Regions from separate parts of the Homo sapiens genome. Here regions 1, 3, 4, 5, 6 and 7 are each linked to region 2. The links are chromatin loops, found by intact Hi-C in ENCODE. Cell type or tissue: GM12878. All regions are shown on one strand. Region 1 has its middle 53 kb from the start of PTP4A1. Region 2 has its middle 33 kb from the start of LGSN. Region 3 has its middle 26 kb from the start of PTP4A1. Region 4 holds the start of PHF3 (PHD finger protein 3). Region 5 has its middle 67 kb from the start of PTP4A1. Region 6 overlaps EYS (eyes shut homolog). Region 7 holds the start of PTP4A1 (protein tyrosine phosphatase 4A1).

The links. A loop is a pair of places that touch in the nucleus more often than their neighbours do. Peaks named below come from ENCODE experiments on the same cell type or tissue, not always from the same donor. Only the 100,000 strongest peaks of a DNase experiment are listed, where the experiment ranks them.
Region 1: it touches region 2 in a loop (5-fold over the local background); 7 of 110 quality-filtered maps call a loop at or near these places.
Region 3: a loop joins it to region 2, with 8 times the contacts of the local background. A loop is called at or near these places in 34 of 110 quality-filtered maps.
Region 4: a loop joins it to region 2, with 6 times the contacts of the local background. A loop is called at or near these places in 7 of 110 quality-filtered maps.
Region 5: a loop joins it to region 2, with 7 times the contacts of the local background. A loop is called at or near these places in 5 of 110 quality-filtered maps.
Region 6: it touches region 2 in a loop (10-fold over the local background); 82 of 110 quality-filtered maps call a loop at or near these places.
Region 7: it touches region 2 in a loop (9-fold over the local background); 47 of 110 quality-filtered maps call a loop at or near these places.

The regions. Positions count from the first base shown.
Region 1 is chr6:63,517,427-63,521,426 of GRCh38, forward strand. It overlaps a transcript of LGSN not described here and a transcript of PTP4A1 not described here. Among named protein-coding and RNA genes, the nearest start is that of PTP4A1, 53 kb to the right of the region's middle. RefSeq lists an enhancer at 1,813-1,902. In GM12878, no CTCF peak of the experiment used is centred here; a DNase peak (open chromatin) is centred at 2,025; H3K4me3 peaks cover 338 bases; H3K27ac peaks cover 2,078 bases.
Region 2 is chr6:63,350,890-63,354,889 of GRCh38, forward strand. It overlaps a transcript of LGSN not described here. Among named protein-coding and RNA genes, the nearest start is that of LGSN, 33 kb to the left of the region's middle. RefSeq lists enhancers at 1,714-1,823, 1,894-2,163, 2,264-2,353. In GM12878, CTCF peaks have their summits at 1,273 (motif pointing right) and 2,324 (motif pointing right); DNase peaks (open chromatin) are centred at 1,452 and 2,022; H3K4me3 peaks cover 1,052 bases; H3K27ac peaks cover 2,288 bases.
Region 3 is chr6:63,596,458-63,600,457 of GRCh38, forward strand. No RefSeq gene overlaps it. Among named protein-coding and RNA genes, the nearest start is that of PTP4A1, 26 kb to the left of the region's middle. RefSeq lists enhancers at 1,985-2,144, 2,225-2,284. In GM12878, a CTCF peak has its summit at 2,298 (motif pointing right); a DNase peak (open chromatin) is centred at 2,424; H3K4me3 peaks cover 1,039 bases; H3K27ac peaks cover 335 bases.
Region 4 is chr6:63,633,407-63,637,406 of GRCh38, forward strand. PHF3 (PHD finger protein 3) reads left to right here and starts at 2,396. Exons shown (of 16, transcript NM_001370348.2): 1 at 2,396-2,744. RefSeq lists enhancers at 1,084-1,621, 2,153-2,973 and silencers at 2,191-2,550, 2,991-3,170. In GM12878, no CTCF peak of the experiment used is centred here; a DNase peak (open chromatin) is centred at 2,395; H3K4me3 peaks cover 2,316 bases; H3K27ac peaks cover 1,667 bases.
Region 5 is chr6:63,503,318-63,507,317 of GRCh38, forward strand. It overlaps a transcript of LGSN not described here. Among named protein-coding and RNA genes, the nearest start is that of PTP4A1, 67 kb to the right of the region's middle. RefSeq lists an enhancer at 1,361-1,500. In GM12878, no CTCF peak of the experiment used is centred here; a DNase peak (open chromatin) is centred at 1,654; H3K4me3 peaks cover 278 bases; H3K27ac peaks cover 1,127 bases.
Region 6 is chr6:63,762,723-63,766,722 of GRCh38, forward strand. All of the region lies in intron 40 of EYS (eyes shut homolog), which reads right to left. Among named protein-coding and RNA genes, the nearest start is that of SCAT8, 42 kb to the right of the region's middle. In GM12878, no CTCF peak of the experiment used is centred here; a DNase peak (open chromatin) is centred at 1,849.
Region 7 is chr6:63,572,200-63,576,199 of GRCh38, forward strand. PTP4A1 (protein tyrosine phosphatase 4A1) reads left to right here and starts at 281. Exons shown (of 6, transcript NM_003463.5): 1 at 281-520. LOC124901228 (translation initiation factor IF-2-like) reads right to left here and starts at 1,369. Exons shown (of 2, transcript XM_047419610.1): 1 at 1,333-1,369; 2 at 1-1,231. The coding sequence starts at 1,369. The coding sequence ends at 486. LOC128125822 reads left to right here and starts at 281. Exons shown (of 2, transcript NM_001415059.2): 1 at 281-520. The coding sequence starts at 482. It also overlaps a transcript of LGSN not described here. RefSeq lists enhancers at 1-4, 5-740, 65-359, 741-1,476, 1,413-1,782 and 1 more and silencers at 23-442, 743-872. In GM12878, CTCF peaks have their summits at 1,742 and 2,274 (motif pointing right); DNase peaks (open chromatin) are centred at 222, 1,562 and 2,312; H3K4me3 peaks cover 3,384 bases; H3K27ac peaks cover 2,556 bases.

The DNA.
Region 1 (4,000 bases), 170 kb after region 2:
TGAATTTTAAAAAGAAATTTAAAATGGAAAATAAAGGTATGCACACATGATGCCCCGTAAAGTGAAACCATTTAAATGGTGAAAGATCTCCTGATGATAACCTCAATTAACAACAATAGCACTATGAACAAAAGAAACAATTTTGTAAAGGGAAATACACTCTAAAAACTCAAAACAAGGACCTTCACTATCTATCAACACACACACACATGCACACACACAATCACATACACACACATATATATGACTTTTATATCAGAAATTGTCAATAATGATCTATAATTCCACAATATGTATCACAGACACTGATGGAGAATTAAAAATTAAGGAGCAGCCTTCCTCTGCTTCCAAACACAGACTATGTCCAAAATCATGTCAAAAATGTCTCTACTAGCGCAACCCAATAGTTTTTAAAAGAATCCATTGACACATAAAATCTCAGTAGGGCCAAGCTTGGTGGCTCACGCCTGCAATCCCAACACTTTGGGAGTCCAGGCAAGTGGATCACCTGAGGTCAGGAGTTCAAGACGAGCCTGGCCAGCATGGTGAAACCCCATCTCTACTAAAAATACAAAATTAGCCAGGTGTGGTGGCAGGCGCCTGTAATCCCAGCTACTCAGGAAGCTAAGGCAAGAGAATTGCTTAAACCCGGGAGGCGGAGGTTGCTGTGAGCCCAGATAGTACCATATCGCACTCCAGCCTGGGCAACACAGTGAGACTCCGTCTCCAAAAAAAAAAAAAAAAAAAATCTCAGTAGGTTTCTAGACTATCCCTTTACTATGGAAAATATTTGTGCCACCTTTTCCATAACTTTATTGCTGCCAGAGCACATCTTAGATTGCTATTTTGCTTTCCCTAATAAGCATAACATCAATTCTCTTGCTTGTATTTACTTTTCTTGTTACTTGTACCTAAACTAACAGCTTAGGTATCTTGAGGTCCTGGCAGAAAAGGCAAGAATAAATTTTATAATTGATTAACTAAAAAATTATCATTTTGGACATCCCCAGGGCAAACAAAGGAGTAGCAATGGAATCCAACAGAGGTAAAGGATAACAACCATAGTCCACCTAATCAGAATTCCTTCTTTGAGGTTGAGACTGAAAAAGAGGGTGGGGGCAATGTAGGTATCAGTCAGTATTTTACAGAAAAAGAAATGTAATGCTCAGTGATGTTAAATAGGTTGTCCAAGGTCACACAGCCCAACCAGGATTTAACTCTAGGTCTCTTTACAGCTAAGGTTCTTTCTAGCAAGCCATTCAGCCTTCACAGTGTACTAACAACAGAGAGGACAAAAGCAGAATTTTGCCTTTAATACTTGCAATAATAATGCAATAATCATAAATGTACCTGGGAAGTTGCTGAAAAGATAGAAAATAACTCAGTATTGAAAAATGCACATTAGGAGATTTATATTCAAAGAAAAGGTAACTCTTGAAGACTGTTTTGGAAGTCAGTATCTTTCAGATTTTAGAAAAAAAAGCAGGATACATATGCCATATATTATACTTTCAGCAGGATCTGGGTAGCACCCTCTTAACCATATTAATATCACTGTAGTAAAGCATGTGCATATTCACACTAAGTGAGATAAATAAAGACTACAGGCCGGGCACAGTGGCTCACGCCTGTAATCCCAACACTTTGAGAGGCCAAGGCGGGCAGATCGCCTGAAGTTCAAGACCAGCCTGGCCAACATGGTGAAACCCCATCTCTACTAAAATACAAAAATTAGCTGGGCATGATGGTGGGTGCCTGTAATCCCAGCTACTCAGAAGGCTGTGGCGGGAGAATCACTGAAACCTGGGAGGCAGAGGTTGCAGTGAGCCGAGATCACACCATTGCACTCCAGCCTGGGTGACAAAGGCGAAACTCTGTCTCAAAAAAAAAAAGACTACAAAGGTGCATATCAGTTCAGTACAGTTTCAGTGCTAAATGAGTTCAGGTCAAGTCAGGTCAGGTTTTGAATTTTGAAAACACTTCCTCTTTTCATAGCTTTTTGGATTTCATAATTTCAGGTAAGGGATGTGAAACTGTACTATGTCCTGTCTTACCAGGTGAGGGAAATACTAATGATAAACTGACTGATTGATTTACCAGAACTGACTTTCCACTAATAAGGGTAAAGACACCACATATGCCAAGTTTGTTCCATATACTTGGCACAAGCTTATTTCCTGTTTTGTGACTCAATTACAGCCCATTATGTGACTCAATTGAATTAAAAAGTAGGACATGAAAATGAAATACAGGTCAGTCTACTAAAATCCAGAAAAGGTATTAAGCAATTCATGTGTGACAGTTCTAATTCAATGTTAAAACTATAGTTAACTTCCTACTATTACACTTGACTTGCAAATAAACCAATAAGAAAATTAGAAAGCAATATAGAATTTTAGCTCCTGAAATTCAATCATCAATTTATCAATAAAAACCATTCTGTTCAGATTAAAGACATTTGCTACCACCATACTTTATTTTGACAAATGGACTTGAAATAGACATTCAACACATTAAAATTCAGTAGATAATAATTTTTACCCTGTAACTGTATAAACCTGTAGACTGATTTAATGTATCATCTACCTATAATTTTTCGAGGAGCCTCAATGCCTGAATCCAACATATTTTAAAACTACACATAAATTTGCGAGAACATAATTATCAAACAAAAACTAACCACTGGATCTCTTGCATATTACACACTGCTGTTGCATTGATACTTTTCTCTCCTCTGTATGCATCCTTTTTTTAACTTCAGTCTTCATTGATTCTACAATTGGGAATATTTTCCCATTAGACATTTATGTGATTCTTATCTTTAAATGTTGTGATATATTGTCCTTGGCCTTCAGGAGATCTATCAATTAACATTGCTAATGAATAGGAAAAATAGTAAAACACTAAAAATGAAAATAGACTGGGTGTGGTGGCTCATGCCTGTAATCCCAGCACTTTGGGAGACTGAGGCGGGCGGATCACTTGAGGCCAGGAGTTCAAGACCAGCCTGGCCAATGTGGCAAAACCCCATCTGTATCAAAAATACAAAAATTAGCCAGGTGTGATGGCACATGCCTGTAATCCCAGCTACTCGGGAGGCTGAGGTAGGAGAATCACTTGAACCAGGGAGGCAGACAGAGGTTGCAGTGAGCCAAGATCATGCCACTTCACTCCAGCCTGGGTGACAGAGTGAGACTCTGTCTCAAATAAATAAATAAATAAATAAATAAATAAATAAATAAATAAAATGAAAATAGATATCTGAAAAAAAAGACTTTGGCACAATTGTTCACCTTATAAATCTGTGGTTTGTGTTTATTATTTCCTTGTCAATATGATTAGTGTCAGAGTTACTGTTCTTTTTAATTTTTTGCCTTGTAAACAGGTGGTAAAGAGATCATTTATTAGACCATGTGCTATAGGTAGTGCACTACATGAACAATCAGTTTATATACACCATGGAATACTATGCAGCCATAAAAAAGAATGAGTTCATGTCCTTTGCAGGGACATGGATGAAGCTAGAAACCATCATCCTCAGCAAACTAACACAGGAACAGGAAACCAAACACCGCATGGTCTCACTCATAAGTGGGAGTTGAACAATGAGAACACATGGACACAGGGAGGTGAACATCATATACTGGGGCCTGTCACGGGGTGGGGGAAAAGGGGAGGGAGAGCATGCGGGGCTTAAAACCTAGATGAGGGGTTGATAGGTGCAACAAACCACCATGGTACATGTATACCTATGTAACAAACCTGAGCATTCAGCACATGTAGCCCAAAACTTAAAGTAAAATAAAAGAAAAAAAAATAAAACTGAGCAAGAAAAGAAAAAAACGGCAAATAATTTTTTAGTGTTGCACAGAAAATAATATCTGGCTTGTCGTATTCTAGCATAAAGTGAGTCAACATCATTGTTTAAAAGTCAGACAGATTTCAATTCAGCATTTTTCTCCCCAATCTAATTATTTCAGAAGCTCAGGTAGGATCAGAA
Region 2 (4,000 bases):
GGTAAGTAAAACAATTGGTTTTTTATCCTAATAAAAAAGAATTTGCCATTCAATCACTAACATCCAAAACTATTTACAGTGCTATATTCTGAATATTTGTGTCTCTTCCACCCAAATTCATATGTGGAAATGTTAACCCCCAAGGTTAACATAAGAGGTGGGTCCTTTGAGAGGCGATTAGGTTATCAGAATGGAACCCTCACAAATGGGATTAGTGTCTTTATAAAAGAGACCCCAGAAAGATCCCTTCCCATTTCTACCATGTGAGGTTACTGTGAGAAAACCCTGTCTGTGAGGAAGCAGACCCTCACCAGACACCAAAGCTACCAGTGTCTTGTTCTGGGACTTCTCAAACTTCAGAACTGTGAGAAATACATTTCTGATATTTATCTGCCACCCAGTTTATGGTGCTTTCTAATAGCAGCCTGAAAAGATTAAGACAAAAGGAAGGAAAAAAAGCAGATATTTGCTTTATAAATATCTCTGTGTGTGTGTGTGTATGTGTGTCTGTGTGTGTCTGTGTGTGTGAGAGAGAGAGAGAGAGGAAGAGAGAGAGAGAGAGAGACAGAGAAAGAGAGACAGAAACAGAGACAGAGTCTCACTCTGCCACCTAGGCTGGAGTGTAGTGGTGCGATTTCAGCTCACTGCAACCTCTGCCTCCCAGGTTCAAGTGATTCTTGTGCCTCAGCTTCAAGCAGCTGGGATTACAGGTGCCCGCCACCATGCCAGGCTAATTTTTTGTATTTTTAGTAGAGACGGGGTCTTCCTATGTTGGCCACTCTGGTCTCGAATTCCTAGCCTCAAGTGAACCACCCACCTCGGCCTCCCAAAGGGCTAAGATTACAGATATGAGCCTCCACACTCAGCCTAAATATCTTAAATATGAATGTCAAAATAAAACTAACAGCAATCTAATGATCTTGACCACTTTGATTTACATGGAGACTAATAATTTTTTAAATGATGTTTCAATGACATATACTGTATAGTCTTTTTAAACCTGAGACTGATTTACTGTTTCAATATATCAGAGAACATTTAAAGAAAATTGTGTCATTGCCTCAGGATTTTCCAATGTATAAAGAAAGAATTTCTTGTAATGACCTCGTAGATATGGTACTTAAGAGTAAGTAACAAATAGACAAATAATTTTAAAACAAGAAATGGTTGAGACAGAAATGACCTTCCTGGAAAATAAATGCAATTAGAAAAAAGACTATTGTTACATGAAATGAATTATATGAAGGATGTTTCTAGGCAAACAGTAGGTGGCAACATCTACACAGACTTGTTTTAGAAATGCTTGTATAACATCAAAACAAAACTTACAAGCTAATGATTCATGAAATAGGGAATTTTCCAAAACTCACATGTTAGTAGAGATATTTATGCGCAAATCCATTGTTTTGTATTCTTTCTATTTTGGAATGTCATGCTTATGCCTTATCACAAGGACTCCACTAAGATCAATAATCTTAAAAATGTTTTGTTTGGCCAGGTGTAGTGACTAACGCCTAGAATCCCAGCACTTTGGGAGGCTGAGGCAGGATTGCTTGAACCAAGAATTTCGGGACCAGCTCTGGCAATATAGAGAGTCTCCATCTCTACAAAAAATACGAAAATTCACCAGGTGTGGTGGTACATGCCTGTGGTCCCAGCTACTTAAGAGGCTGAGGCGGGAAGATTGCTTGAACCTGGGACATCAAGGCTTCACTGAGCCATGATCACACCACCGCACTCCAGTCTGTCTCTCTCTCTCTCTCTTCCTCTCTCTCTCTCTCACACACACACAGACACACACACACACACACACACAGACACACAGTTTTATTTGTGGGTTATGTTAGAGACTGTTCATCTGTCTCTCAAACAAAGGGATAGAATTTTGTTCCCCTCACATTTCTTGGCCAGATTAGGTGGTTGAATTAGATAAGAGTAAGGATTAAGGGAACCATGCAAACAGCTGGATTTTTTTTTAATGCCACAATATGACCTCAATTACTGGAGTTCACAGAAGTTGCAGAAGACACATCCGGTGGTCAAGAAAAGGGGAAGCTGCCTTAAGTTTCCTTTTCTCTTGTGAGCGCAACAACCTCCATCTGTCTTTCTCTGTAACGCTGAAGACAGACACGTGACCCTGGTTCTCACAGAAGAACTTTCAAATCTAAAAAGCCATTTTAGGAAATAATTGGAAAAGTCTCTGTAGCCTTTGAGCTCCAGGATATTTGTTTTCCAGAATGATGAGATTGGTTATTGAATGTTTTAATGGTTGGAAACCAGAGAGTAGCTTTAGAGGCAAGCAGAGGCGCTGCTTTTTAACAGCAGAGGTCAGTAACACCAAAGGGGAAGGAAATTGAGCAGTCTGGCCAGAAATTGCAGATTTCTGTTGCAGACCCAACAGGCAAGAGGCAATAGGCAACATCCTGAGACACACAGGAAAACCTGATCCTTAGTACCTAACAGGGTCTCCTGTGCAGAAAATGTTCCCATCCCTGGCAACAGTGCCTTCCTGGATATGCTCACAGATGTTTAAGACTCTCCCTACCAGAGAAATAGCTTCTATCACAGAGTATTTTGTAGGGAACCATAACAGAACGTAAGGTGAAGTTTTCTACTATACTCTTATAATTATTGAAATTTTTCCTACTTCATTAATACCTGGACTTAGATTTCTCTTTTAGAAAGAAGCAGTTTGTAGCAAAAAAAAAAAAAAAAAAAGAAAAAATAATGTTTTTCACAGAAATTGAAAAAACAATCTCAAAATTTGCATGAAACCAAAAAAGAGCCTGAGTAGCCAAAGCAGTCCTCAGCAAAAAGAACAAAGCTGCAGACATCACACCACCTGACTTCAAAATATATTACAAGGTTATAGTAACCAAAGCATCATTACAGTGATACAAAAACTGACACATAGACCAATGAAACAGAATAGAGAACCTGGAAATAAGTCTACATATAAGGCAACTGATTTTTTTTATAAAGTTGCCAAGAATATACATTGGGAAAAGGGACACCGTCTTCAATAAATGGTGCTAAGAATACTGGATATTTATACACAGAAGAATGAAACTAGACCCCTATCTCTCACTACATATAAAAATCAACTCAAAACGGATTAGACTTAAACATGAGACCTCAAACTATAAAACTACTAGGGAAAAAACCTAGAGAAAACACTTTAGGGCATTGGTCTAGGCAAAGACTTTATGGCTAAGACCTCAAAAGTACAGGTAACAAAAATAAAAATAGACAATGGTACCATATTAAACTAAAAAGCTTCTGCACAACAAAGAAAACCATCAATATCATGAAAACACAGCCTGCTGAATGGGAGAAAATATTTGCAAACTGCTTGTCTGACAAGGGACTGATATCCAAAATACATAAGGAACTCAAACAGCAAAAAAAATAAATAAATAATCCCTTTAAAAAGTGGGCAAGAGGTCTGAATAACATTTCTTGGACGAAGACACACAAATGGCCAGCAAATACATGAAAAAATGTTCAACGTCACTAATCATCAGGGAAATGTAAATTAAAACCAAAATGAGATACCATCTTACCCCAGTTAGAATAGTTATTATTAAAAAGACAAAAATATAACAGATGCTGGTGAGGATGCAAAGAAAAGGTAACTCTTGTACACTGTTGATGGGAATGTAAATTAGTACAGCCACTATGGAAGCAGTATGGCGATTTCTCAAAAAAACTAAAAATAGAAATACCATATGATCTATCACTACTGGGCAATTATCCAAAGGAAAGGAATCAGTATGTTGAAGAGACATCTGCGCTCACATATTTATTCCAGCACTATTCACAACAGCAAAGACAGAGAATCAACCTGTGTTCATCAACAGATGATTAAAGAAAATATGATACATATACACAATGGAATACTATTTAGCCATAAAAAAGAATGAGATAATACCATTTGCAGCAACATTGATGGAAGTGGAGATCATTATGTTAAGTGAAATAATCCAGACCCAGAAAAACA
Region 3 (4,000 bases), 250 kb after region 2:
GCTCACTCCCGTAATCCCAGCACTTTGGGAGGCTGATGTAGGCAGATGGCTTGAGACCAGGAGTTCAAGACCAGCCTGGGCAACATGGCAAAACCCCTCTCTACAAAAAATACAAAACTTAGATGGGCATGGTGGTCTGTGCCTATAGTCCCAGCTATTATGGAGGCTAAAGTGGGAGGACAGCTTGAGCCTGGGAGGCAGAAGTTGCAGTGAGCCAAGATTGCAACACTGTACTCCAGGCTGGGCGATAGAGGGAGATCCAGTCTCAAAAAATAAGTGGAAAAAAATAAGTGCACTATAAAGATAATTAAACTGTAGTATAAAATAAACTATACTGAGACTGGGTGCTGTGGCTCATGCCTGTAATCCCAACAATTTGGGAGGTCAAGGCAGGCAGATCACTTGAGGTCAGGAGTTCGAGACCAGCCTGGCCAACATGATAAAACCCCATCTCTACTAAAAATACAAAAATTAGCTGAGCATGGTGATGTGCAACTGTAATCCCAGCTACTCAGAGAGCTGAGCCTTGAGAATCGCTTGAACACAGGAGGGGGTGGTTGCAGTGAGCTGAGATCCTTGCCACTGCACTCCAGCCTGGGTGACAAAGTGAGACCCTCTCTCACAAAAAAAAAAAAAATTAATTATAATGAAAATACAAAAAAAAAATAATGTTACAATATCATACTGATACTTCCAACTCAAATTCAGAACTACAGGGATTTTTTTAAAGATTTTAATTGTTTTTAATTGACAATTATATATATTTGTGGGGTACAATGTGATGTTTTGATATATCTACGTATTGTAAAATGATTAAATTAAGCTAATTAAATCCATCACCTCACATACTTACCATTTTTTGTGGTATATTTAAAATTTGCCCTGTTAGCAATTTTGAAAGATACATTATTAACTATAGTCACCATGCTGTGCGATATATCTCAAAAACATGTTTTCTAACTGAAACTTTGTACCCTTTGACCATCTCTCCATGTTCCCACCCCCATAATTAATTATATTAATCATGCAATTAATTATATAATTAATTATATTAATCATGCAATTAATTATATAATTAATTATATTAATCATGCAATTAATTATATAAGTAATTAAATAAGGCTAATTCATTAGGTGCCCCACAAAGGAATAGTTATTTCTTGAGCTCTGTGCCACGTGGTTTAGTAGCTCATTCAGAATGGCTTTACTTCCAGTAACTAAGGAATAGAGAATAGCTGTTGTATTATTATTCCTAGATTTAGTCAAATAACTTGTTTAAACTCTGGTAACTCTTAGTGATGTTAGATGATGAAAATCAAGTGGGAAATTTAGTCATATTTCCATCTATTCCATCGGTCATGCTTGAATGAGATAATTTGGATGAATAAATCTTGATTGCCAATCCCTCAGCATTTCTACCTTCTTCCTTATACAGAACACTGATTTGCTCAGGCACTGTGAAATATTAAGAGAATGAATCATGTTTGATCCAAGCAGTGGTTCTCAACCCTGGCTGCACATTATAATCTCTGCGAAAGCATTTTACAAATATTGAGCCACAGCACCACCCCAAAACAATTCGATCAGAATCGTTGCAAGTTGGGTGCGGGTGCAAATACGTTTTAAAATGTTCCCTGTTGTGCAGCCAAGGACAGGACCACAAGTCTGAGCCAATCATGGCAATTTAGCTCCTTTATCAGTGACCAGGGGAAGATGCCTGATCTGACCTAGGAGACTTAGAGGGGAATTCTGTTAGAGGCTTCTGGTAAAAACAACATTCTTTCCTGAAACAAGAGAAGATTGTATGGAGAAAGACTTGTAAGTACCCGTGCGCTTGCTTGCTGCTTGGAGCAACGTCAGGTGAGTAGGGAACGCTCGGTTGTGGTGGCCATTTGCAACTATCAGGGAAGACACCTGAAGCAATAAAGACAGCCGAGCACGAAGATCGAAGAGTTCCAAGAGACACTGTAATGATAATGAGAATAACTAATTTACTATAGGAATTAGGACTTACACGAATATGAAAAGAGTTGCAAAAGTGAAGGTCTGGAAGGGAGAGTCAGAGAATCAGAGAAATAGGCTGAAGAGTCCACTGAAGCACTGATGTGAGTAACAAACTGCAGCTGGCCGAGAAATCCAGGAAATCAAGCGTGACCAGTTGCCAAAGTGGGACTGCAAAGAGCGTATTCATGGAGGGTCTCGAAATTGCCATCTCTGGGGAAAGGTTCGTCTTTGTGTAGCTATCGCCTACACCCTGGGTCAGGGGCTGTTATTGATCAGCCGAACCAGCAGGTGGCAAGAGAGGCAAGACACAGAATGGAGAACAGCAGGACAAGCTGGGACTCGCAGCATCTGTCTCTACCTGTCGCCCGGTTTCACAGCAATGACCTTTTGAGCACAGTCGCTTCAGTTTCATTCACTTTTCAAATCTCATACACATTCCTCTTTTGTTCAATTCTAACCTAGAACCATATAGGGAAGAGGATTCTGGGAAATGTAGTTCCCATCCTTAGCCAAGAAATGGGATAAACAAGCAAGTTATAATCCTTATGGAAAGTCTAAATTTCGTGGTTAAAAATCATCAATAAAGTCAAGTTTGAGATAATACCAGCTGAGTACTTCTCAGAACCTTGCCGTCTCCATTATTTATAAATGCAAATCAATTTCTTTACATTTGTAGGCCCATGCTTCTTTTTAAGTTCTGGTACTTCCCTCTTACAGAGATAAATTGGTAATAAGCACACACTATCGACAAAGAGTAAAGGTTAGGGACAAAAATTCAAAGGCTAAGAAGGATTTAAAAAATTAAAATTTGAAGAAGCAGATTGATGTTAAAAATAAAGATTGATGGGAATTAAAACATTCAATAGATAGGAAAAACAGACTGAAGTAGGAATTAAAAACAGGAAACTTCTACTTTTAAATGTGTTGAGGTTAAAAAGTAGAGAGAAGCAAACCAAAAAACGGGGAAAGAGAGAAAAAAGCGGGGAGAGACGGTACAAGGGAGAAAGACTGCAATACGTTTGAGTTCCTGGTTCCAGATACCTTTGATGCTAACTGTACTGCTGATCTTAATAGGGTTTTTTGGTTTTATTTGGTTTGGTTTTTGAGACAGTGTCTCACTCTGTTGCCCAGGCTGGAGTACAATGGTGACATCTCGGCTCACTGCCACCTCCGCCTCCCGGGTTCAAGCAATTATCCTGTCTCAGCCTCCTGAGTAGCTGGGATTACAGGCACATGCCACAACGCTCAGCTAATTTTTGTATTTTTAGTAGAGACAGGGTTTCACCATGTTGGTCAAGCTAGTCTTGAACTCCCGACCTCTGGTGATCTGCCCTCCTCGGCCTCCCAAAGTGCTGGGATTACAGGCGTGAGCCACCGTGCTCAGCCAGGGTTTGTTTAAATGAGCCAACAAATCCCCATTTTTTGCCCAAACTAGTTCCCTAAACTGGGGTTTTTTGATTTACAAACAAGAGTAATAATGGATTTTATTAGACAAATACTCTTGGAAATTTACCCAGTTATTTATTGCACTAATTTTAGTTAAATGAATGTTTTAATTTTTTTTTTAACGTTTGATTTGGTTATTTTCCAATTGATTTTTAATCCTTCCTCCTTGGAAATCCTGCTTTCTATTCTTCCTTTAAAGGTAGTAATTCCAAGATTTGAAGAATGATAATAATACTATATAGAAGTAATTCCTAGGACTATATGATATGCAATACCTCAAAACTAATCACACTTGTTCTTCAACTATACAGTGGATAAAAAATTCAGAGACGTAGTCTAGTATTTTGAAGACAGCACATTATCATTTATGCCAAGAAGAAAACGTCATGACTCAAAAAGTGAAACTAGTAAAGCTTTTAGGCAAAGCTCTAAGGGGAAGAGTATTCTGTACTGCCTTACAAAGTAAGTATACTTCCTGTTTGTGGGAAGAACAATGAAGAGAATACAAGGGCGTCCAATGTTGGTTCACTTTATGAAAACCCAACATTTT
Region 4 (4,000 bases), 280 kb after region 2:
TCAAAGTGCTGGGATTACAGGCGTGAGCCACCGCACCCGGCTGAGTTTGAGATCTTTTGACCCCACTGTTTTGATTCTGTGTTTAAGCATACAAACATTTAAATCTATTCTAAATTAACACGAAAGTACATGTCTACAAAGTGTTTGCCAGAAAAAACTTCATTAAATAAATTTAATATTTTTATTGACTTTCTGCTCATAGGGGTTAATTCTTCCAATTTTTTTTTTCCATATTTAGTTTACTGATTACTGTAGGGACCAATGTTTCAGTGATGACAAGCATTTTTCATATCAAAATTGACTTTTGTGTCTACATTGTTTACTGTCTTCCATGGTCTTAATCTCTGCCAGGCTCAGTTTTCTTGGGTCAATGTTTTGCAAGATCCAAATTTTATCACTTTTCCTTCTTTGATAATTTTTTAGTTAAATACAAATACACTGTCAGTTTTAGTCATTATCAATTACTCTGTCTTGTTTTCCTACCAAATTTAATTTTCCCAAGTTAATTTGGAGTTTTCAATGTTACTGATACAATCTGATCTTCCAATAAGTCCTGTGTGCAGTTATAGCTGTTGCCAGTATTATTATGCTGGTTCTTTCTTCTACTAACCTTTCTATGAATTGGGTATAAGATAAACAGTTCGTGTTTACATCTGGAAGCAAAAAGCAAAGACCATTAGTGGACAAATGTGAATCTGGGCACTTGGCTGGTTCAAAATAACAGAATCAAAACATCATGCCTATGGCAAGCTTGTTGACTTTTTAAGGATCAGAAATCTTTGCTTTGTAAATGTGACAGTCTTATGATTCTTACATTTTCTTTTAATCTCCATTTTGTTTTATCTTAAATTTATTAAAACTTCTCTGAGAAGGTAAGTTTTCCTCAGCCCTTCTAAGGGATTTTCCAGCTAGTGGTCTCCGTCATCAAGTTCTACTCTGTTGAATTCCTTCGGGGTTGGATTTTGTTTATAACAATAATTTTACTTTTTCTGAACGCCCTTTTAAAACGTCACACTGAGATCCACCAGAAGAGTAAGAATAACATTAGGCTTGTTTTTATAATTCATCCCAGACATCCCAAGTGAGAATTAAAAAAAAAAATTACTCATTTCTATTTTCCTTTCTCAAAAACACATTACAAAAAGATTGTAAAACAAAGTCTTGAGGGATTGATTAGTCAAGACAGGGGGTGAAACTCTTAAGAATCCAGTGGAATCAGGACAACCCAAACTTCCTTTGTAGAAGAGCATTTGCTATTAAGAGTGCTTAAAATATCAGAAGACTAGAGAGAGGAAAGAACAGATCTTCACCACATGCCTGTGACTTATTCTTCCACCCTGCACTAATCTTACAATGTGGGCTGCGGTTGGTCTAAAGCTTAAATCAACAAGTACTGTAAAGGTTTTAGAACAGTGCAGACCACACAGTAAGGTGCTCAGCAGGTACTGGCTGAATACTGTAATAGTCCCTGTAGATAAAAGCCACAAACCCTGTCCCTAAGTAGCTCCTTTTGGTTGGAGTGACTGACAAGCAACAATTACTTCACAGCGCTTATTAAGGGCTGAGATAGGGGTTAGCTCAAGTGTCTGTGGAAGCAGACCAGTGGGTCTCAAACTTTTTTTGTCTCTGGACCTCTACACAATATTTGTTACCACAAATAATGTATTTATGAAAAGCATATTTTCCAAATTAATAAAAGGGTGATATCTAAAATTTCTGCAGATTTCCTCAATGTCTGGCTTAATAGAAGATGGCTGGATTCTCTTATCTGTTTCTGCATTGAATCAGCTGCTATATGCTGTTTTGGTTGAAGGGTGGGAAGAAAATTTGGCCTTAGACACATGCTCCTGGCAAAGGAATGGAGGCTCTACTGAAAGGTCTTGGCGACCCCTCAGGGAAACCTGGGACCACATTCTGAAGACTGCTTACTGGATACCAAGAATGTTTCTTGGAGGTAGCAATTTGAGTCCTGAGGTAGATCAGCCATGTAGGGTGAGGGTAACGGAGGTAGTTAATGGTAAGGCTGCTGTGCCGAGCCAGCACAGATATTTGGGCAGAGGGCTCATCTACTCCATCCTATTCTACCATTCTTGAACTCACAGTCAATTAATAAAAAGTACCTGGGGTTGGGGAGCTGCGCATCAATATTATATTAACTGTGAAGCCTTAGTGCTTACTACGGTCGAGAAAAAGCGCTCCTCTGATTCGCCCCTCCCGGCGGCGCGGAGGTGTGAGCTAGAAGCCCGCAGGCGGTGCCGCGTCCTCCGAAGACAGGGAGGGGCGCGGCAACGCCGGGAAGCGCTGCAGCCCGGGGCCCCACGGAGGCGCGGCGCTCGAGGCCCTAAAGCGCGCAGGCGCGGCAGCGACGCAGGCCGCGGCCCCCGGAACGGTAAACAGTGGGGTCACGTGACACGGCCCCTCTCCAGCTCCCGCGCCGCCGCCGCACGCCGATGGCTGCGGGGTCTCGCGCCGTCGCACCGTCCCCACGCGGCAAGCGACCTTCGGGCTCAGGGCGGCGGCGGCTGCAACGAGGATTAGGAGGGCGGCGCGGAAGCCAAGAATAGTGTCGTCAGCAGCAGCCATTTGGTCCCAGGAGGAAAAGAGGCTGTGGCAGCGACGCCGACGTCCTGCGCGTACCCCCTCTCCGCGGCACCCACCGGGCCCCCTCCTCCTCCTCTTCGGCGGCGGCAGCGTCCACCATCTTCCTCTTGCTGCCAGTGGTAGCGCTCGTCTGGCGGAGCTGGGTGAGTTGCGGCTGTGGCCGCGGCCAGGGAGACGGGCAATCCTCCCCTCCCCCATCCCCTTCCACACGCACAGCGCCTCCGCGGGCCTCTCCGCCCCTCCCGCGGCGGACTCTCCGCGCTTTTCTCCCGCGCAGCCGAGAGATCGCCTCTCGGGCCTCTTGCGCAACGTCCTCGGCCTACCTGGGCCGCGCCGCTGGCGCCTGTGGACCATTTGGACCGCGGGCTGGGGAGGGAGTCGCAGCGACGCGGTCGCCAGGCGGAGGGTCGGGACCACGGCCTCTCTCCCGACCACTGGTACCCAGCCGTCTGCTGCGAGGGCGCCCCGCCGCCGCTGAGGCGCGGGCGCGCAGGCCCGAGGCACGGCGGGCGCTGCCTGGAAGGCCCGTCTCGCAGGCCCCCGGATCCGGCCGTTGGGGCCTCTTCCTTCTCAGGGAGCCCCAGCATGGAGCTTTGGGCCTTGGTTTCGGGAAACTGGGACTGGCCCTGGCTGCTAGGCTGCTCCCTGCTGCTGCTTTTTGGAGATGAGAGTTGCTCTTCCATTTATCCTCCAGTTACCGCGCGCTTTTGTGCCCGGGACTCAAACTGTGGACTCCTTTTGCTTAGTTTGAAATGAGAAGCCTAGACTCTTGCCTTCCGATAATACATGTAATTTAATGAACCACTTGTCGATACGTACGTGTTAATGGTGCTAAATAACTGATCACCTGACACGGGGGGCGGGGGCGGTGCGGAGAGTAGAAAGGAAGAGAATGTTGATATCGCGCACGGAGTCCTGTGTCCCTCCTTTCCCTCAGGATGTGTTGCCGGGTTAGGTGACCTTTTTCCATCTTTGGGCTTTTAAATGCCAATTCCTAGAGACTAGATTGGGGTGGTTATTAGTGCTTTCCAGTAGTCACGCGTAGAATATGTTCATGGATTAATGTTAAGTGGCAACACTGCTTTAATATTCTAGTCCTAATCTGCATTACATGTAGCGATATTTAATTTAAAAAGAATAATCGATTATTGAGGCTTCTCTAAATACTAACTTTACTATCTTATTTTAAGCTAAATTTAAAAACCAATGCAGTAAACTCTGTAGGGAGTACTTAAACAGTACGTTGTTGTATTTAGTTACTATTTTGGGGTCGAACTTGTCTTCCCTTTGACAAAATGATTGTTAAAGGCCTAACAAAACTACGCCTCCATTATTCATTTTTCGATTCCTGAATGAAGTGTTTGGAACTGTGAAAATATTTGTAGAAAAAGATGTATGT
Region 5 (4,000 bases), 150 kb after region 2:
GGAAAGGAAACTTACTGAAATATATCAGACTTCATCGCCTGGAAGTAAGGCTAGAGAACCAGACTTTGAAATGTGCTGATCCAAGGTATTCGCAGTGGTCCAGGATCTGGAGATCACAAGAATGGCTTCACGTTGACAAAATCCAGGACTCGCCCCGGAATAGATTAATCCTCTCTTTAATCCTCTACCCAAGATTTAAATTCCAGAGAGTAGGTGTCTGATTGGCCTGGTTTCAACCATATATTCAGACTTGGGCTAAGAAAGTATAGGTCTGCTGAGTAAAAGTCCACCAGGCTGAATCCAAAATGGTAACAAGGCCAGGCACAGCGGCTCATGCCTGTAATCCCAGCACTCTGGGAGGGCGAGGCTGGTGGATTGCTTGAGCCCAGGAGTTTGAGACCAGCCTGGGCAACATGGTGAAACCCCGCCTCTACTAAAAATACAAAAAATTAGCCGGGGACAGTGGCACCTGCCTCTAGTCTCAGCTACTCAGGAGGCTGAGGTGGGAGAATCACCAGAGCCTGAGGGGTCAAGGCTGCAGTGAGCCAAGATCACCCCACTGCACTCCAGCCTGGACAACCAGAGTGAGACCCTGTCTCAAAAAAACCAAAACAACAACAACAATGACAAATATATAAAAATTTATATGCAAATAGTAACAACAATAATAATAAAATTATAATTCCCTCTAAAAGAAATGTGATGTTATTAGGAAAGAGAAATGAATGCTGAACAGTCACACATTAAAGATGCTCAATACACCATCCTTAACCATTTTTTTTATAAATACCTCACCTATTTTCAACCCATATTTAATAAAATAAAAATCTTTTTTTTTGAAACAGAGTTTTGTTCTTGTCACTCAGGCTGGAGTGCAGTGGCGATCTCGGCTCACTGAAGCCTCTTCCTCCCTGGTTCAAGCGATTCTTTTTTTTTTTTTTTGAGACAGAGTCTCGCTCTGTTGCCCAGGCTGGAGTGCAGTGGTGCAATCTCGGCTCACTGCAAGCTCCGCCTCCCACGTTCACACCATTCTCCTGCCTCAGCCTCCCGAGTAACTGAGACTACAGGTGCCCACCACCACGCCCAGCTAATTTTTTGTATTTTAGTAGAGACAGGATTTCACAGTGTTAGCCAGGCTGGTCTCGAACTCCTGACCTAGTGATCCACCAGCCTTGGCCTCCCAAAGTGCTGGGATTACAGGCGTGAGCCACTGCACCCAGCCTCAAGTGATTCTTGTGCCTCAGCCTCCCGAGTAGCTGGGATTACAGGCGTGCACCACCATGCCCGTCTAATTTTTTGAATTTTTAATAGAGACAGGGTTTTGCCACGTTGCTGAGGCTGATCTCAAATTCCTGTCCTCATGTGATCCACCCACCTCGGTGTCCCAAAGTGCTGGGATTACAGGTGTGAGCCACCACACTCAGCTGAAAATCATTTTTTATGACCATTCTGAAAACCCAAGAAGCTCCTTATCAATGCTTGATAATTGCAGTCACTGAAATACAGAAAGGACTAAGTGGATTTTATTCAAGCTGAGAGTTCAGAGTAGTGAAAAGCTCTTAGTGGTTCTTTAAGAATTTTCTCCCCATTTCTGAGTGGCAATACCATCAGCTGGCCTGATGAGAAAGTGGTTTGTCACACATTCTTTTGAGTCATAGTGAAAGGCATGATGGTGTCACCTAAAATTAGTAGATTAGCTATGCTTCATTTCTCATCTACACCAGGAACTGGTAAGGTTATCACCATGACCATGGCATTCCTTTTCTTCTTTATTGTCCTATATTGGCTAGAAAGCCCACCTCATCCTACATTTTGACCTTCCCTCTGCTTCCTCATTCCTGTTAGTAACTTGCTTTTTTTTTTTTTAACGTTATTGATATCTCCTCATCCACCCCCATTTTCTATCAAGCATTATAAAGTGAAGCCAAGGAATTATATGCTTTTCCTCATCTCTTTAGTTAAGAAATTCTAAAGTAAAGCCGGGCGTAGTGTCTCACATCTGTAATCCCAGCACTTTGGGAGGCTGAGGTGGGTGGATCACCTTGAGGTCAGGAGTTCAAGGCCAGCCTGGTCAACATAGTGAAACCCCGTCTCTACTAAAAATACAAAAATTAGCCAGGTGTGGCGGCACATACCTGTAGTCCCAGCTACTCGGGAGGATGAGGCAGGAAAATTTCTTGAACCCAGGAGGTGGAGGTTGCAGTGAGCCAAGAGCAGGACAGAGCAAGAATCTGTCAAAAAAAAAAAAAAAGAAAGAAAGAAAGAAAGAAAGAAAGAAAGAAAGAAAGAAAGAAAGAAAGAAAGAAAGAAAGAAAGAAATTCTGGCATTCTTTTTTGTTTTGTTTTGTTTTGTTTTGTTTTGTTTTTTGTTTCGCTCTGTCGCCCAGGCCAAAGTGCAATGGCACAGTCTCGGCTCACTGCAACCTCTTCCTTCCGAGTTCAAGCAATTCTTCTGCCTCAACCTCCCAAGTAGCTGGGACTATAGGTGTGCACCACCACGCCCGGCTAATTTTTGTATTTTTAGTCAAGACAGGGTTTCACCATAGTGGCCAGTCTGGTCTCAAACTCCTGACCGTCCACCTCATCCTCCCAAAGTGCTGGGATTACAGGCATGAGCCACTGCGCCCAGCCGTCATATTTTATTTGTAATGGGACACAGGGTATCTTCGAAGTCCTTAAAAAGAGATGTGCCAAATGTTAAACTGAGGGAGGCAGTTTTCAGTTGTTTAACTTTAGACTCATCAGGAGTAGAGTGGAAGAAATACTTTGAAAGTTATTTACATTCTTTGCTTAGGTTTTTGACATAGTGAATGGTATCTAGAAAAAGTCAAATTCAATCTTTTGGGTAGTTTTAAATAAAATAAAAATTTTGATTACATATTGATTTTTCTCATGGAAAGGAGATAAGTTCTTCTTGTTGTTGTTGGTGGTGGTGGTGTTGTTGTTGTTGTTGTTGTTGTTGTTTGAGACAAGTCTCGCACTGTCACCCAGGCTGGAGTGCAATGGTGGGATCTCGGATCTCTGCAACCTCCACCTCCCAGGTTCAAGTGATTCTCCTGCCTCAGCCTCCCAAGTAGCTGGGATTACAGGTGCCCACCACCACGCCCGGCTAATTTTTTGTGTTTTTAGCAGAGACGAGGTTTCACTGTGTTGGCCAGGCTGGTCTCGAACTCCTGACCTCGTGATCCACCCTCCTTGGCCTCCCAAAGTGCTGGGATTACAGGCATGAGCCACTGTGCCCAGCTCTTCTTGTTTTGTTGATGACACAATTTCCTTATTCATTCTGTTCACAAACAGGTTTCTATCTCTGATTGCTAACCCAGTTATTTTATAAATGGTTAACCTAGTAGAAGGATTTTAAGAGAACGGGCATACATGAAAGTTATCAAAAATAATTTGAACAAGCTTCTCTTCATTTTCTTCCCAAAATAAGAAAAATGGTCATAAAAACAGCTTGAGCTACCACTGAACATATATTGTTGCTCTGGTAAAGCATGTGTAATTTGGTTAGGGAGTCTGGTTTGCCCACAAATATCTCACTGAACATCTCAGAGAAGTTGATTTCCCTCAAAACAGAGCCTGAGACAAAAGTTCACGTGACACTATCTTACTAGTATCCCTGCAATCCCAGGGAAGCAGGAGTGAGGGAGTAGAAGAATGAGGAAGGGAAGATGGGAGAGCCAATATGAGGATGCCTTACCCCGACAAACCAGCCAAGACATTCCCACCTTCCCCAGGGTCCCCATGTATCTATACAAAGTACATTTCTCTCTCCATACCAAGTGAATGACCATTCGCACTACTCATAACATTGCCTGCCTGGAGAGAGGATTTCTTTTCACAACTGTCCCTCCGTCCTTGAGTGGAACTATAATGTGGTGGCAATTTACTTTCCACTATCGCTAATGTACTGTGAGAATTCATGTGTAAACTGGGCCAAGTTATTTCTTATTCCATCACTTAGTCAGAAGGGGGCACTTACTCCCCTCCCTTCATGAGG
Region 6 (4,000 bases), 410 kb after region 2:
TAACTGAAGTTCCAAGAGATCAAAATGAATTGTGATTCAAACCCTAAATTGTCAAAGGAAAGAGTTAATAACTGGTTATAGGATTACTGGACTCCACACCAAAGACTTTAAACGATTCAGAGTGTAAAAATTGAAAGAGAATTTTTTGAGAATTGTTTCTTCAGACAAAATTGCATTGTAAGTCTCTCTCCCAACTCCCACACCACCACCTAAAGAAAAAGCTGTGCATGGTGTTGCTGTCTCCTAACTTCAAGCCTAGTGAAAAGAGATTCAGCAGGACCACTTGGAGAGCTTGGTGTGTTTTTCCCTGGCATTGGCAAACTCACAGGCTCAGCTCCTGGGGTTGCCAAAAGAGCTGCAAACATACTGGAGACAAGTCAAACGTGAGTGAATCCCAGGAAAGGGATGTTCATAGTCAGGAACAATAGCTTGAGGACATATAAAAATGAATCTTGACCAAGAGGTGTCCCTCTAGCTAAAGATACAGTGGCAGTAAGTGGTTTCTGGCTAGAGCAGAAGCTGAGGGGTAATGGGGAATACTCAGCTGAAAGAGACACCTTGTCTGGGTTTAGAGAGTGATATTGGGAGGAGCCCAGCAGAAAACTTTCTGATAGACCCATCAAAGGCAGAGTTGTCAGATAAAATGCAGAGCATCTAGTTAAATTTAAACATAAGTTAAATAATAACTTTTCTTAGTAGAAGTATGTCCTGATATGGTTTGGCTGTGTCCCCACCCAAATCTCATCTTGAATTGTAGTTGGCATAATCCCCATGTGTTGTGGGAGGGACCAGGTGGAGAAAATTGACTCATGGGGGAGGTTTCCCCCATCCTGTTCTCATGGTAATGAGTTAGTTCTCATGAGATCTGATGGTTTTATAAGGGGCTTCCTTCTTCAATGGGCGCTCATTCTTCTCCTTCCTGCCACCATGTTAGGAAGGACATGTTTGCTTCCCCTTCCACCATGATGTAAGTTTTCTGAGGCCTCCCCAGCCATGCTGAACTGTGAGTCAATTAAACCTCTTTCCTTTATAAATTACCCAGTTTCAAGTATGTCTTTATTAGCAGCCTGAGAACGGACTAATACATGTCCCATGCAATATATGAACTTTAAATAAATAATATTTGAGATTTTATTGTTATATCTTGTTATATATATATATATATATATATATATATATTTGATAAACTGTTGTTTGTCAGGGCACCGTGTGTTTATTTTGCCCCCTCCGGCCTCCCTCCCTCCCTCACTCCCTGCCTGCCTTTCTCCCTTTCTCCCTTTCTTCCTTCCCTTTCTCTCCCCACCATCCCCCTTTCTTTCTTCTGAAAACACTACACTAAAGAGTACATGAGAGAAAGGGTTAACTTAAAATTCCTGTCAGAGCCAGAGAGCAATAAACCACCGTGCCAGTCTAAAAAGCGCATTCTAGAATGGGTATGAGGTATAGGGATCAGAATCTGTTAAGCTGGAGGACAGCAGCTGATCACACCTTCCCAGACCTTTTATTTATGTCATAGACTTTTATATGCTTGTTACACCTAAATTAATAGTTGTGCAAAAAACGGAAAATTGTATAGGGTTCTCTAAAATGGAGACAAACAAAATACAGAATTAATCTGCTACAAAATTGCATATTTTGAAGATTATTTTTGAAGATCACAAAGAGTATAGAATGTACAAAGACCTCATACACAAAAAAGGAAATCAGTAACTAATTTCACAAAAGAAATAAAACTATAGTAAAAATTCTTATTAAAGAATTTTTAAACGTGATGCTGTCATTACTTTTTAAAGTGACGATTGCGCCATCTAGTGGTTCATTTTATATCTACTTGAAAAAAGCTTAAAATTATTCTCACTGCCTTATAGACAGAGCTCACAATGGTAAAATATTTTATTTAATTCACTTACACTTTATTGTATATATTTAAGGTATATAGCATAGTGTTATGGGAATAAAACACTTGCTTGGATATTAAAGTAGATAAATCACATTAAGCATAATTTAATATAGATGCCAAAATCTTATTTGAAAAAATAACAAATCGGAGCCTCATATAGTTTGTCTCAGAATTTTTAGGTCTGAAACAATTAGCTATATGTTTAATATATAATTAGTTATTATATAATTCTAATGAGAATGATTTTGTGCAAGGTCAGATTTTTCTTTTTGTTCCTTGGTTTCTATAGCACCCTGTGAAATAGAGATAATAAAAAAATTTCAAGCCTTCATTAGTTATTCTCTACTTTGGGTGATATTTTTCTAACCCTTGATGTTAATTCATTAATATTTCTTCCCTTAACCACATATACTACTCTGCCCTGAGGAGGAGTAGATTTTGTAGAAGTATGTGTGTGAGGTGAGGTGTCTATATAATGGGCAATGTAAAAACAAAACAGAGGTAGGTATCTATTTAAAGAATGTTTATTATTTTTTACAGGCTAGCTGTCTGTGCTTATCTTAGGATTGAGCATAGTATTGTGCTTGATACTGAGATTCTACAACACAGGAGGCTCCATTTTTGACCTCATGGACTTCTGTATTTTGGAGAAATCAGATTAGTAAGGAGACAATTTTAATAAAATGGGACAAGTTCTAAAATGGGTATTATGGTATCCTGTGGATGGGCATCTAAGTAATTTTAGTGAATTACTTAGGGAAGGCTTAGGAAAGGCCGCCAGAGTGAGATTTGCCCGTATAAATGTATGCACTGAAAGGAGGTGTCAAAGGACTTTGAACAGCAGGCTCAGGCAGTTCAACTTTTTTTTTTTTAAAACTATTTATTAACTTTTGTGGGTACATAGTAGGTGTACATATTTCTGGGGTACATGACATGTTTTGGTATAGGCAGGCAATGTGTGATGATCACATCATGGAAAATAGGGTATCCATACCCTCAAGCATTTATCCTTTGTGTTACAAACAATCCAATTATACTTCCTTAGTTATTTTAAAATGTACAATTAAATTATTATTGACTATAGTCACCCTGTTGTGCTATCCAATACTAGTCCTTGCTCATTCATTCTCACTAGTTTTTTGTACCCATTAACCATCCCCACCTCCCTGTTACCTACCACCGTTCTCAGCCTCTAGTGACCATCCTTCTGCTCTCTATCTCCATGAGTTCAACTGTTTTGATTTTTAGAACCCACAAATAAGTGAGAATATGTGATGTTTGCCTTTCTGTGCCTGGCTTCAGTTCAACTTTCAAGTGACATGACAGGTGTATAGAAAATGACACAAATGAGGAGGCACATTTTAAGAATATTGATCTGTTATGTGTAGGATGACTGCATAGTGTAACAATAAGCTCTCTGGTGACGTAATTTTAATCTTAGTGAGATCTTAGCATATTTTTTTTGCTACTAGAAAAGGGGCCAGCAACCTTTTTCTGTAAAGGGCAAGGCAGTTTACAGTTTTGCTTTGTGGGCCATATAGACACTGTTGCAATAACCGAACTCTGCCATTGTTGAAAGCAGCCACAGAAAACACACAAATGGGTGTGGCTGTATTCCAATGAATTTTAGTTACACAAATAGGTGGTAGGCCAGATTTGGCCCATCTACCATAGTTTTCTGACCCCGGCACTCTAGACCATTAATTCCGTAAGAGCAGAGATAGGGTCTGTTTTGTTTTTTATTATTGTCTCAAGGCCCCAAACAGTTCTTGGTTTATTGTAAGTTTTCATTGACTATTCATGGAATAAACACACAAATGAATAAATATAATAGGTCATGGCTGGGATAAGAAAGCAGATGGAGGCAAAAGTCCTGAATAGGAAAATTGCTGTGGGGATGCAGAGGTTGAAGTAGATGTGAGAGGCATTTTCAAGGCTTTGGTAAGTGTGTTAGTATGAAAGAGGAAAAATTATAGTAATGACAAACATTATTTGTCACTTACCATGTGCCAGGCAGTCTTCTAACCTTTCTAGTTTCTCTATTATGTTATAAGAAGGGTACTAGCATCATCCTCATTTTTCAGAGAAGGAATCTAAGGA
Region 7 (4,000 bases), 220 kb after region 2:
AATCTCTCTCGCTCCCACCCCTTCTTAACTTCAGGCTTCCTGCATCCCGGAGCACTCCCGGCAGCCCCTTCCCTCCCCCGCCCCGGGGATGCTCCGACTCGGCGCTTAGCCATTCATCAACCGGTTCACACCGGCGGCGGCCGCCGCGGAGTGACGTCCGGAGGGGGCGGGCCTCCGCCCCCGCCTGTCGGCTCCTGGCCCGCGGTTCCAGGCCGCGATTGGTGGCTGGAGGGTTGCACGTCGCGCCGGCTATAAAGGGGAGGGCTTGTGACGCAAGGGCGCCTCGGCGCGTGTATTGGCTCCTTCGGCTGCGGGCCGGCTCGGCTACGCGCTCTGCTCCGAGCCGCTCACTGCATGGTAGAGTCTGGTGCCCCCGCCGCCGCCTGCATCGCCGCCACCGCCGCTCCGCCACGACCACCGCCGCCTCCTGCCCTGCAGCCACCGCCACCGCCTGTGTCGCCGCCGCCTCGGGACCGGCTGTATGATTAGGCCACAATCTTCAATGAGTAAACATATTCCTGTGAGTAGCCGTCGCATCGTCGCCTCTCGGGCTGGGAATCCACGACCGGCCCCCCATCCCCGCTGTCGCCTTTGTTCGGAGCCCGGCGTCTCCTCCAGGTTGCCCCGGGTTGCGGTTCCGGTGGGTCCCGGGTGGGAGCGGGCGGGTTATGGCCCTGTGGCCGGCCGATTGCGGCCGGCTGTGCGGAGGCAGATGCCGGGCCCCTCGGGGCTGCGGGGTGGCGGTTGGCCGCCGGAGGCACCGGCTTTTGAGTCCCTCCCGAGCCCGGAGCGACGGGGGCGGCGCGGTCCGGCTTCTGCGGCGGCCGGGGGCAGTTTCGGCTTCCGCAGCGGGCCGGGTGGGTGGCACAAAAGCCGCTTTGTGACCGCCGCCTCCGCCCTTGGCCCTTTGGTCTGGCGCGACCCGTCCGGGCATGGCAGGCTCCGCGGCGTCCCGGGGCCTCTTTGTTCGGCCGGAGGAGAGTGGCTGCACTGGGAGCGGGAGACGTGGCCCGGGGTGGGGCGAGGGCTGCGCGTGTCACTGCGGAGCCGGATACGGGGAGGGCGCGGCGGTGGCGGGTTCGCCTCCAGATCCGGGCGGGCGTGGGGTAGGCCGGACAGCCAGGCACGGGTGGTAACGATCTGGTTCCAGAGCTTCTCGGAGCTCCGGGGTGGGCGCGGGACAGCCACTGGGTGCAGCTACACTCTTGTGCTCGACGGCCGGGACCCGAGCCTCAGACAAAATGGCCTCGGCGCCCGCGCCTGACTGAAGGCGCGGCGCGAACCCGTGATTGCGGCGCGGAGAGGGGGCGCAGCGGGCGTGCTCGGGCGCACACAGCCGCGTGCGCGGGGCGGCGGCCCTCTGGGGCATTCCGCGAGCTGCACCCCTGCCCGGGCCAGAGTGGGGTTCTGCTAGGTGAGAACTTCGGCCGTCCGCCCCGCCCTCCTCCCAGGCTCCACCTGGTAATTCGAGCTGTTCCGGATTTATCGCCCCACCTCGGGCTCGTGATAATGGGAACAAGTCTAGTCTTGTCCTTTCTCTGGGCCAGTCGTCGAGAAATGGCCTGGTTCGGAGCGTCTTGGAAACTGACAGGGCTACTGTTAGTTACACTGACGCGAAGGACTTCCCGTCCGGGCACCAGCATACATTTCCCCTGCCAATTTTGGAAGGGCCCTGGATGGCGCCTTTTAATCGGGGACTGTTTAGAACTATCCCTGAGCTCTGTGGTGTAATATGTTGTTGCCTCCTGTTGGTTTGTGGCAGCAGTAGCCAACCAGAGACGGAATTCTGAGGGTTTTTTATCTTCTGTCCGCGGAGCCCCCTACCAGTCCACGAGTATTAAGTTATTTACACTACGATTGGAACTGTTGACCTGCCCGACATCTAGATCCTGAGGCAGTGCTTCCTGTTACTCAGTCAGTTGAAAACTAGAAAACTAAATCATTCCCAAGAGTGAGCAGCATTTTACACATGCTTTCTTAGGTGCCCTAAGACCTAAATAGATGTGGAACAGACTATACAACGAATTGTTTGTGACAAAGGAGTTACACACATTAATTGGCTTGACTCTGCAGTATAATAATGATTTAAGCTTCTGCACAGAGATTACTCTTTCCTCCTCTCCCTTCTTGTATATGATTGTGATTATAATGCAACTGATAGGTGGGAGGGAAAAAATCCCCATTATGGATAGTTTTTCCTGTGGGTAGGAGATTGGGAATGGAGGAGTGTCTTGGGCGGAACAGAAATCTATCGGTGGCCACCACTGCTTTAACAGACGAGTCCCCCCATCCACTAGGTGGCTCCACTCAGTAAAAATAACCATTTCAGGAAGGGAATTCTTAATATAGTTCTTTCTCTGCTTCCTGATGAAAGTGCTTACTTACATGAAGGGATATGGCCAGACTAGGTTGTAGCCGACAGGAGTTTTAGCTATTAAATATGGAAATAGTGGTGTGAAATACTGCCTCAAATTAGCTTTTAATTGAAAAAAAGGTAATACCTAGAAATTAGAATACTGTGATGAGTCATTATAAAGCTTTTAAAGATCATTGTATGTCATTGGGAAAGTGTCAGAATACACTTTTTATTCTACGGAGGTTGTATTTAGAATTTGGGGTGAAAGTATAATGAAATTATTTTCAGATTACTACAATCTGTATTCACTGTAACTGTGATGGCTTTGTAATTTAGACACTTAATTTTTTAACCCAGCTGACCAACTAGGTGAAGTAACCTCTGAGGGCTTGTTTGAACAAACTTGTGATAATGAAAGTTACCTTTTTTATGGGACCTTTTGATAAATGATTGTTAATGCTAGTTGTATGTTTTACCAGAAAAGTAGACTGGGTTTTTGACTTGATGTTTTCTGCAGTAATCATCATAAGAATTATTCTTCAAAATTTAGCAAAGTTCTAGAAACTATAACTAGCATGGGACTATTTAAAGGTGTAAAATGGAAATGGGAGCAGATCGTTTGAATTTTAATTTTAAGACTTCAAATGCTTAAATTTAAGCATGGAAACTAATGGAACCTTTTGTTAAAACACTTTGGTAATGAGAGTACACATGAAGTGCTTGAGGCAGTGACTATGAATTACTGCTCTTGTTAACCTGTTATTAATACTTTCCTTAGTGCCCTCTTTACTCCCGAGTACACAAGTACCTTATAAACTATTTGGAAGAAGACTGATTATTAACATCAGTGTCTTCCATGTACATATTTTAAAAATATGCTGTGACTATTGGTTTAATGTTTGATATTGGCATAAAAATGGTTTAGTTCTTAAGGGGGAACTTAGAGAAAATATAAATACATTCATATTTGTTTATATTTATTGGTTACAGTAGTTACCTTGCTTTTGAGACCTGCCACTTCCACCTTCAACATCCCTTTGTCCGCCTTCTCTGAGTTGGATTTCAGTTTTGAGTTGTATATGTGAAATTTTGGTTTTAAAATACAAAAGAACATTATTAAAATTATGAATATTTTCTTTACAGTTATAAATGAGAGTTGTTTCCTTTTTAGATTCATAAGCATACATTCTTATGATATTTCACATAACAAGTTGATTTTCAGAGACTCATTTTCCTCGTCTTCAGTTTAATGGGAATGATAACAGATTGTTAAGGATAAAGTGAGATTCTAAATATAGGACTTAAATCAGTCTAAGAAAAGGATATAAAAGCATAAAGTTGGAAAAGAACTTAGATGTTTCAGTTTATGAGTTAAGTAAATTATGCAAGACTAATAACTTCAGAGTTATCTGGAGTTTGTATTAATGTGTAAAAATGTTTTTGTTAGTTGGAAAAATCAACATAAAGTGTATGTAATTACAATGTAAAGAAAACAACTATCGAAAGGGATAATTATTAGAATCATATAATTATATATTATATATAGATAGTATATATACAGAGAATATAACTAGATAGAATATATATGAATATATATATGAATTTCACAAAAATGTAACAATGGGTTTGGTTTTTTTTTCTGAG